Regions from separate parts of the Homo sapiens genome. Here region 2 is linked to region 1. Evidence: chromatin contacts called from ENCODE Hi-C or POLR2A ChIA-PET data. All regions are on one chromosome and are shown on one strand. Each heading gives the region's core, a stretch centred on a gene start or an enhancer-like site at or near the end of the contact. The rest is flanking DNA. Distances are from core to core; before and after follow the strand shown. Region 1 overlaps METTL9 (methyltransferase 9, His-X-His N1(pi)-histidine). Region 2 has its middle 35 kb from the start of IL21R.

Region 1 (4,469 bases), core at 496-2,995:
AGGAGTTCTGTAGAAGAGACAGGAAGTTGCCATGTCTGCCTTAACACTTTCAATTCTGCCTTTCACTTTCACTTCACTTTATATAAGCCTTGCAGCTTTGAGACCTTCATCTTTTTACAAGCCATTTTTCCCTTTGACTAACATGTTTTTAGAAGGCTAATGCAGTGAGACATACAAATCTCTAAAGCTGTGTGTGTTTTCATATCAGTAGCTAACATTTGTTATTTGCTATATGCCAGGCACTATTAAAAATGCTTTAAGTGCCTTAACTTATTTATAATTTAGCTGACAGATGAGAATAAACTAAGGTTAAATGACATTTGAATATCAAAAGCCCATTAGAACCCTCGTAGTTTAAAAGCACAGGTTATAATACTGGATGGTCTCCCTTCCTCAGAGTCCTATTTTGAAATCGAAGGGCTGGTTGATTTTGAGTTCATGTTTTAACAATCTCTGCTCATCATACCAGGGTCCTTCCTAAGGGAAGAGACCCCAACAAGGCGAGGAGTTGCTGCTGTTCTCTTTTTTCCTTCAGAATCATGTAAAGCTTTTTCTCTGAAATTCCCCCTTTTTTTTTCTCGGGAATGTCTTAATCTCAGTTTACTCAAGGGAATGACTTGGTGAAATTACTGATAGGATTTAGCTATGTTTGATGTCCTCGCTCGGCTGAGGAATTGTCATGGGTTTTATCAAATCTCAGGAAGTGAGAGTCATCACTTTCCGTTCACTGATGTCCAGGCAGAATGGGAAGGGTCAGGGATCCCTGAGTAGCTTCTCTCCAAATCTGTGCTTATTCTCCATGTTGCATAGTTTCTGTGGGTCCAATTTATTGATCTTTTACACTTCTCTAGTGCTTTGTTCTAGGTGGTGCATTACCAGACTAGTTCCTGAGAAAGCTGATAGTTACTCACCACAAGGTTCCCTTTGGACATGGTACTTTACACTAAATCACTGTAATATACAAAAGAGGTGAACATGGTTGGTTAAACATCACCATGTAGGGAGAATAGAGCACCCAGCAAATCACTGACTTTGTGTTAGTGGATGTTCGAGATGGATTGGAGTAGTTCTTTTGTTTTTCTGAGATGGAGTCTTGCTTTGTTGCCCAGACTGGAGTGCAGTAGTGCGATCTCGGTTCACTGCAACCTTCGCCTCCTGGGTTACAAGCGATTCTCCTGCCTCAACCTCCCAAGCAGCTGGGACTACAGGTGCATGCCACCATGCGCGGCTAATTTTTGTATTTTGAGTAGAGATGGGGTTTCACCATGTTGGCCAGGCTAGTCTTGAACTCCTGACCTCAAGTGATTCGTCCACCTCAGCCTCAAAGTGCTGGGATTACAGGTGTGAGCCACCACGCCCAGCCAGTTGGAGTAGTTCTTTAGTCCAAACCTCATGGTGACTTGTGTTCAGATCACACCCATCACTGGCTAGGGTATTAACTTAGCAAATTTATCTCCTGATTTCTACATGTGAGTGAGGTAATGATTTTACAGGCCTGAACAAGATGCAATGATGCACTGAAATAAAGCCTCGCTGACTGACCTCTTACCACCAGTGTGGTCCCTCCTCCTGTCTGTTTAGCTCTCGCTTCCGGCACACTGGGGAATGCTATTCCACAGATGTAAATTGCACTGTCATTTGAAGTCACTCTGTTTACAGTGAGGGAAACTTGGTTTTCTTTGAGGGCCTCCCTCACTGTGAACTTGTCTGCCTCACTTTTGCACCCGTCCAAGCACAGGTTCTCAGGCTGGTGAGCACCGTAGCGAAACCACAGGCATGTTGGTTGCTCAGAAGGGCATCCGGTTGCGGAGAAGGTACACTTTATGGTGACGGCCTCATGAGTGTAGTCCACTTCTAGGTACCACGGTTGTGTGACAGAGAGAGTACAGGCGCCCACAGCACCTGTGGGAGGAAGCAGATGAGTGGGTTAATGGGCCTGCCACCTCACTTTGTGCTTTTATTATATTTTTGAGGTAGGAAACCCAGCCATTCTGTTATTTTTCTTACCTTAATCCCAATATAAATAAGACTAAAAATAAACACCAGTGGTCCTCACTTGCCCCAACTCCTCCTGTTTTCTGACCTTGACCTGCTGGGTCACATGATGTCTGTTCACTGGAGGCCAGCCCTAGAGAGGCTTCAGGGGAACAGAGTCCCTGTGCAGGAGGCCTGCATAGAGGTGGCACCGTATTGGACTCAGAAGTTTGGGGTCCATCTGTGACTCTTGCTCCTTACAAGCTTTCCTTCGATCCAATCACTTAATCTCCTGCCTGCTTTCTTGTCCGCACCCTGGCCTCCCCAGAGTGCTGTGTTCAGTGTGGTAACCTGTGTCCCCAGACGAACGTTGCTGCCGCTGATGGAGCCTATGAGCAGCAGCGATGTTTGTGCTTTGTGGGAGTTGAGATCGCCAGGAATTCATGGCCATTCACAATTGTTTCTTTGTGAGCCTGGTGTCCCTTTGGGAAACATGATAAAAGGCAACATGTACACCTGTGGAAATGCAGCCCTGGCTTAGCCTACCATGTCTTTGATTACTGAGCAGGGACCATATGAGCTCGCCAGGCCATAGCTAAGCAGATTTGGTTTCTCCCTGGCGTGTGTGCTGCTTTGTAGGCCCTTGTAGCATTTATCTTATTTAATTAACAATATTGTGATAAAGAGCACAGACTTGAGTTCAAATCCTAGCTCTGCCTGTTCCCAGCATTATAATCTCAGTATCTCAGTTTCCTCATTAGAAAATGGGGATAGTATTGTTGACCTCATGCAGTTAGTGTGACGTTCAAGATGATGCCTAGGAAGTGTTTACCTGCCTAAGCTATAGTAAGTATTAAATACAAGGGAGCGATTGCTGCTGCAGCCGCCACTGCTACTGTTCCCACAGTGTCAGATGGCTGTTGGAGAGATGGTTGTGGACGTCTAGCCACAAGGTGTTCACAGAGCTGGGATTAGTCACCCACTCCAGTGTACTGTCCACCATGTGGTGCTCTTCCAAGTTATGAGGATTGAGTCCCCCACCTTGGCCTTTATATCCCAGGCATGTGAAGCTGGAAAGCCACTCGAGTGCACAAATGGAAAGACCCGCCCTAAACCCTTCTTTTGCGGCAGGGGAGGCCATAGGTAAAATAGTATTGGTTGAGACAAATTGGAATTTGTCAAGTTTTTGGTCTGAGTTCCGCCTGGTCATATATTCCCAAATGGTCCTATTTGTGTGAGTTTGTCCTTTGCTACTGTAAATGAAACTGAAAAGTCATCCAAGTGGTCTGATGCTTAATTTTCAGACAGGGGCTTTTTTCTCTTAGCGTTTCTCTTATGGATCCCCATTCATAACAGCAGAGGAATTAAAGTTAGAATCATGGCGTTTGTGATGCGAGTCTCTTCTCACCATGTTTTTTTGTTTTTGTTTTCATTTTTGTTATTGTTTTTGGACAGAGTCTCTGTCTCCCAGGCTGGAGTGCAATGGTGCAATCACGGCACACTGCAACTGTGACCTCCCAGGTTCAAGCCATCATCCTGCCTTAGCTTCTCAAAAGTAGCTGGGACTGTAGGCCTGCAGCACTGTGCCCAGCTAATTTTTGTATTTTTTGTAGAGACAGGGTTTCACCTTGTTACCTAGGCTGATCTTGCACCCCTAAACTCAAGCGACCCGCTTGCCTCGGCCTTCCAAAGTGCTGGGATTACAGGTGTGAGCCACTGCGCCTTGCTCTCTTCTCATCATGTTATATTTTAGTATTTGTGCAACATGAGATGAGCTGGGAGCTCTGTGGTGACCTGATAAATGCAAACCAGACAAGAGGGTGCAGTCACCTGGAGGAGGCCTGCAAGCTTCTCTGAGCTTCGTGTCTGTGGGAGGCCCAGCTCAGCTCCATCTCCAGCCAAGGGGATTGGATTCCCTCTCAAGTCTGAGAAATACAACCTCATGTCTCCTGCCCAGACTCAAGCACCTTACAAGTACAGTGAAACATTTTATAGTATATACTGAGTGGAAATTTAAAATGGAATTGGGTCTGCCAAAACTTAGCAAAGTTAAGCACTGTCTCAGTCTCAAGTCATCTTTCAGATAATGTTTTTATTTTTATTTGTAAAATTATTTTTAAAAAGTGGACGATTCCATTATTTACACATTTTTATTTTTGAGATAGGGTCCCACTGTGTCGCCCAAACTGGAATGCAGTGGTGTGATCTTGGCTAACTTACTGTAGCCTTTGTCTTCTGGGCTCAAGCAATCCTCTCACTGCAGCCTCTGGAGTAGCTGAGACTATAGGTGTGCACCACCACGCCTGGCTAATTTTTTTATTTTTAGTAGAGACAGGGTTTTGCGATGTTGGCCAGCCTGGTCTTAAACTCCTGGGCTCAAGCAATCCACTCGCCTCAGCCTTCCAAATTGGGTAGTGTTTTTAAAAGGGAAGCCAAAGAGCCAGGCGTGGTGGTGTGGCCATTAGTCACAGCTACTCAGGAGGCTGAGACCGGAG
Region 2 (4,000 bases), core at 1,102-3,601, 5.7 Mb after region 1:
CAAGGTCTTTATGACTTGTATCGGTGACGACCTCCTGTCTCATTCTATGACTAAGAATGCCCTAACCTCCCAGGAATGCAGCCCAGTAAGTCTCAGCCTCATTTTACCCAGCCCCTCTTCAAAGCTCCAGTTTAAATAAACCTCTGACAAAAGGGTGAGTTATTCAACAGATTACCAGCATGAGTAACTGATGCTTACCTGCCGGGGATCTCTGGAAGACCATGCATGGCACATGCCCAGTTATGCCTGCAAAGGAGAGGGAGCTGGGGTATTTGTCCACCAGCTCCCATCTGTCATTGGCTGAGAGCTGCTTCCAGGAGCATTAATTCTCCAGCACTTCCAGCTACTCCAGGAAAAAAAAAATTCTTCAACTGAGAGTTGGAGGTGTTGAGAGACTCTGGCACACCAAGAAGACAGGAACAGGACACCAACAGTGGCTGATGATACACTGCCAAGGTCACACAGCTAGTTAGCAACAGATCTATAGTGGAATCCAGACAGTGTCTCCATCACCCAGGCTCTCTGTAGTGATCTGCGCTTCACATCCGAGGCAGGCAGAGGGATGGTGTGGGCCTTAGATGGGAAGGCTGGGAACCTGAAGCTCCTATGTCTGTATCACTTTTGCTTCTCTGAGTAGCTGCCCTGATTTCACACTTGAGGGGCTTGGCCATTTTAGATTCCTTCCTGCTCTAGGAGCCTACATACTACACTGGAAATGATGGGGAGCTCTCTACCTCACATGCAGCCTGATGTTTGTTAGAAACACCTCCTTGCGCCAGGCATGATGGCTCATGGCTGTAATCCCAGCAATTTGGGAGGCTGAGGCGGGTGTATCACTTGAGGTGAGGAGTTCAAGACCAGCCTGGCCAATATGGTGAAACCCTATCTCTACCAAAAAATAAAAAATTAGCCGGGTGTGGTGGTGGGTGCCTGTAATCTCAGCTACTTGGGAGGCTGAGTTGGTAGAATTGCTTCAACCTGGGACGCGGAGGTTGCAGTGAGCTGAGATTGTGCCATTGCACTCCAGCTTGGATGACAGAGTGAGACCCTGTCTCAGGAAAAAAAAAAAAAAACAAAAAAAACCTTGTTCTAAGCCAAAATCAATCCCTTTAGCTGCCCAAATCACACAGTTTACAGATGGAGAAACAGTTTTAGAGAGGAAAAGGGACTTGCCCAAAGTCACCCAGAGAATGGCAGAGCCTGAACTAGCCTTCTGGACTTCTTGCCTCCAAAAGCTCTTTATAATAAAATATAATTTTAAATAAAAATAGTTATCTGTTTAGGGCCAAGCAATATGCTAAGTGCCGTCCAGCCACTGTGTCATTTACGTCTCCAAACAGCTCTAGTTGGGAGGCTCAATGATTATCCCAATTTTACAGATAAGGAAACAGGTCCAGAGAGGTTGAGGATTAGCCTAGAACCACACAGCTAGGAAATCCTGGAGCCAGGATTTGAACCCGGGTCTGACCTAAGAGCTCCCAGCCGCCGTGATATATCAGCTTATGTCATCCTGACACCTACGCAGATGTCGGCTCGAATCCACTTTGCCTGAGCATTGTCTCAGAGAAATCTAATTTAAAAATTAGGCAGCAAATAGAAAATATATTTGACTGCTAGAGATGCAATGGGACTGGGAGCCCAACAAAGGATCTTAGGCAAAAGAAATCCAAGTTGTTGGCCTCAGCAACTATTACTGAACTGGCTGGGCTTTGGGAAGCTACAGAGGGATGAGAAGACCTGGTGGATCAGGTGGGCCCAACTCAGGCTGGCCCCCACCCTGCAGGAAGTAGGAAAAGTCCAGGGTCATAGGCCCAGTGAGATGCCGGCTGCGGGAGTTTCAGCCTCCGGGGCTGGACCAGAGGGCAGGAGGGGACGCCCCTGGGTAGCAGCGCCAGAGTGGGCTGAGTGGCCTGGGCCCCTGCGGGGGAGCTTTCAGAGATGTTGATTTGGGGGTACTCCCTCAGCCCTGCCTTTACACAGAATTTGTGGGGGATGAGGGGAGGGGGAAAGGGGGGAGGAAGGCAGTGAGTGCATCTGAATTTTTTTTTTTTTTTTACAAAAAGTGGCTTATTGCATTTTTCTGATTACTCTATCAGCACGTGCAGACCTTTTCCTATTCAGAGAAAGCCTGAAGATATAAAGAGGAAAGTGAAGAAAAACCACCGGAAATCCCATCCCCGCCCCAGCATCTGGCACTGTGTGGGCGATCACGAAATGAGCGCTTGTTTTTGAAGGCGTAGTATCTCCGTGAACATCCGGTTGAACAACCTTTCTGACTTTATTTTTCCCACGAAAGTTATTAATTAAAAAACAAAAAGCAAAACACCGAAAAAACAAAAAACCCAGCAAGTGTTTGAGCTCCCACCACGAGGGAGGCCTGACGTCACTGGATCCTCCCGGCAGCCGATGAGGCTGCATGGGACTTGCCCACGATGTGCTGTTACCGAGTGGCATAGCCAGGCTTCAAACCAGAGTCCTAGCTAACCGCCCTGTATATACCATGGGCTCATCATCTTCCCTGGTTCCAGCTCAGAACAGAGACTCAGAGGAACAAGGGCTCTGCGCTCACCCTGCCTGGTTAGGTCCAGCCTTTCCAATTCCAAGCTGTGTGACCATGGGAAAAGTGTTTGCCCACTCTGGGCCTAAATTTCCTCCTTGGTAAAAGGCACACAAGAGCAGTACTCTGCACGCCACAGTGGTGGGGTGAGCAGCAGATGACGTGGTGGGTGGAGGCCAGGTGACACCAGGCTGCTCTCAAGCTTAACTTGCCTGTGATGGTGGCGGGACCGTGTCAGTTCTTCCACCAAATCCCACCTGTTTCCACGACGTTTATTGACAAGTCAGGGGCACCGCCCCGGGTGGAGGGGGTGTGAAGAGGAAGTCAGCTCCCTGGTCCCTGCTGCCCTCTGGTGACCACATCAGCATCAGCACCTGCTCCATCCCAGCAGCTCCAGGTCCAGGCCGTGCCCAGAAAACTTGGCCTGGGAGATTCCCCACCCGCCCTGCCCCGATCCCACCTCTCTTCCATCTCTGCATTTTCCAGAAATTCCCCCAGCACCAGACAAAAGAGCCTAATGTCCATTAGATATGCTGTGTGGCGCCAGGCCAGCGTGTAACCTCTCTGTGCTTGATTCGTTATCTGTAAAATGGGAATCATTATAATATCTGCCTCATGTAGCTATTGTGAGAATTAAATATGTTAGTACCTGTGAGGTCCTTAGAACTATGCCTGCGGCTGGGCACAGTGGCTCACGCCTGTAATCCCAGCACTATGGGAGGCCAAGGTGGGCAGATTGCCTGAGGTAGGCGTTTGAGACCAGCCTGGCCAACATGGTGAAACCCTGTCTCTATTAAAAATACAAAAATCAGCCAGACATGGTGGCGGGTGCCTGTAATCCCAGCTACTCGGGAGGATGAGGCAGGAGAATTGCCTGAACCCAGGAGGCAGAGGTTGCAGCAAGCGGAGATTGTGCCACTGCACTCCAGCCTGGGCAACAAGTGGGACTCTGTCTCAAAAAAAAAGAACTATGCCTGCAAATAGTTAATGCCTTAAAAGTATTTGCTAACATTCTTCTTCTTCTTCTTTTTTTTTTTTTTTTGAGACAGGGTCTTTCTCTGTCACCCAGGCTGGAGCGCAGTGGCCCAATCCCGGCTCACTGCAGCCTTGAACACCTGGGCTCATGTGATTCTCCCACTTCAGCCTCTCAAGTAGCTGTGACCACAGGTGCACACACCACTAAGCCTGGCTAATTTGTTTTTTAATTTTTTGTAGAGACAGGGAATCACTATGTTGCCTAGGCTAGTCCCAGACTCCTAGGGTTCAAGCAATCCATCCACCTCGGCCTCCCAAAGTGCTAGGATTACAGATGTGAGCCACCATGCCTAGTCTGCTAACATTATCCTTAATATTACACTGAATATGTCTGTGGATTTTGTGGGAGGTGAGGGTATAAAACATAATTAGAGGAAATAATGACATTCTAAATTTAATTTGACTTTA

What was found. A loop is a pair of places that touch in the nucleus more often than their neighbours do. ChIA-PET counts read pairs that join two places held with the same protein, here RNA polymerase II (POLR2A). Pooled maps may share reads with other maps.
Region 2: a loop to region 1 is called in a pooled map, with 7 times the contacts of the local background. The contact joins two enhancer-like sites. A Hi-C loop is called at or near these places in 1 of 37 single-sample maps with no recorded cell type and 1 of 50 pooled maps. POLR2A ChIA-PET finds 5 or more read pairs at or near these places in 1 of 52 experiments (activated B cell).

Annotation. Positions count from the first base shown.
Region 1 is chr16:21,645,591-21,650,059 of GRCh38, forward strand. All of the region lies in intron 4 of METTL9 (methyltransferase 9, His-X-His N1(pi)-histidine), which reads left to right. IGSF6 (immunoglobulin superfamily member 6) reads right to left here. Exons shown (of 6, transcript NM_005849.4): 2 at 1,543-1,902. LOC124903663 (a long non-coding RNA gene) reads left to right here. Exons shown (of 2, transcript XR_007065025.1): 2 at 1,342-1,877. Among named protein-coding and RNA genes, the nearest start is that of IGSF6, 4.8 kb to the right of the region's middle. RefSeq lists an enhancer at 1-135. Within about 2 kb of position 1,746, at least 8 of the 41 ENCODE cell types and tissues checked have a DNase peak (open chromatin) inside an H3K27ac peak, as active enhancers do.
Region 2 is chr16:27,365,405-27,369,404 of GRCh38, forward strand. No RefSeq gene overlaps it. Among named protein-coding and RNA genes, the nearest start is that of IL21R, 35 kb to the right of the region's middle. RefSeq lists enhancers at 1-853, 2,227-2,286, 2,317-2,396. Within about 2 kb of position 2,352, at least 29 of the 41 ENCODE cell types and tissues checked have a DNase peak (open chromatin) inside an H3K27ac peak, as active enhancers do.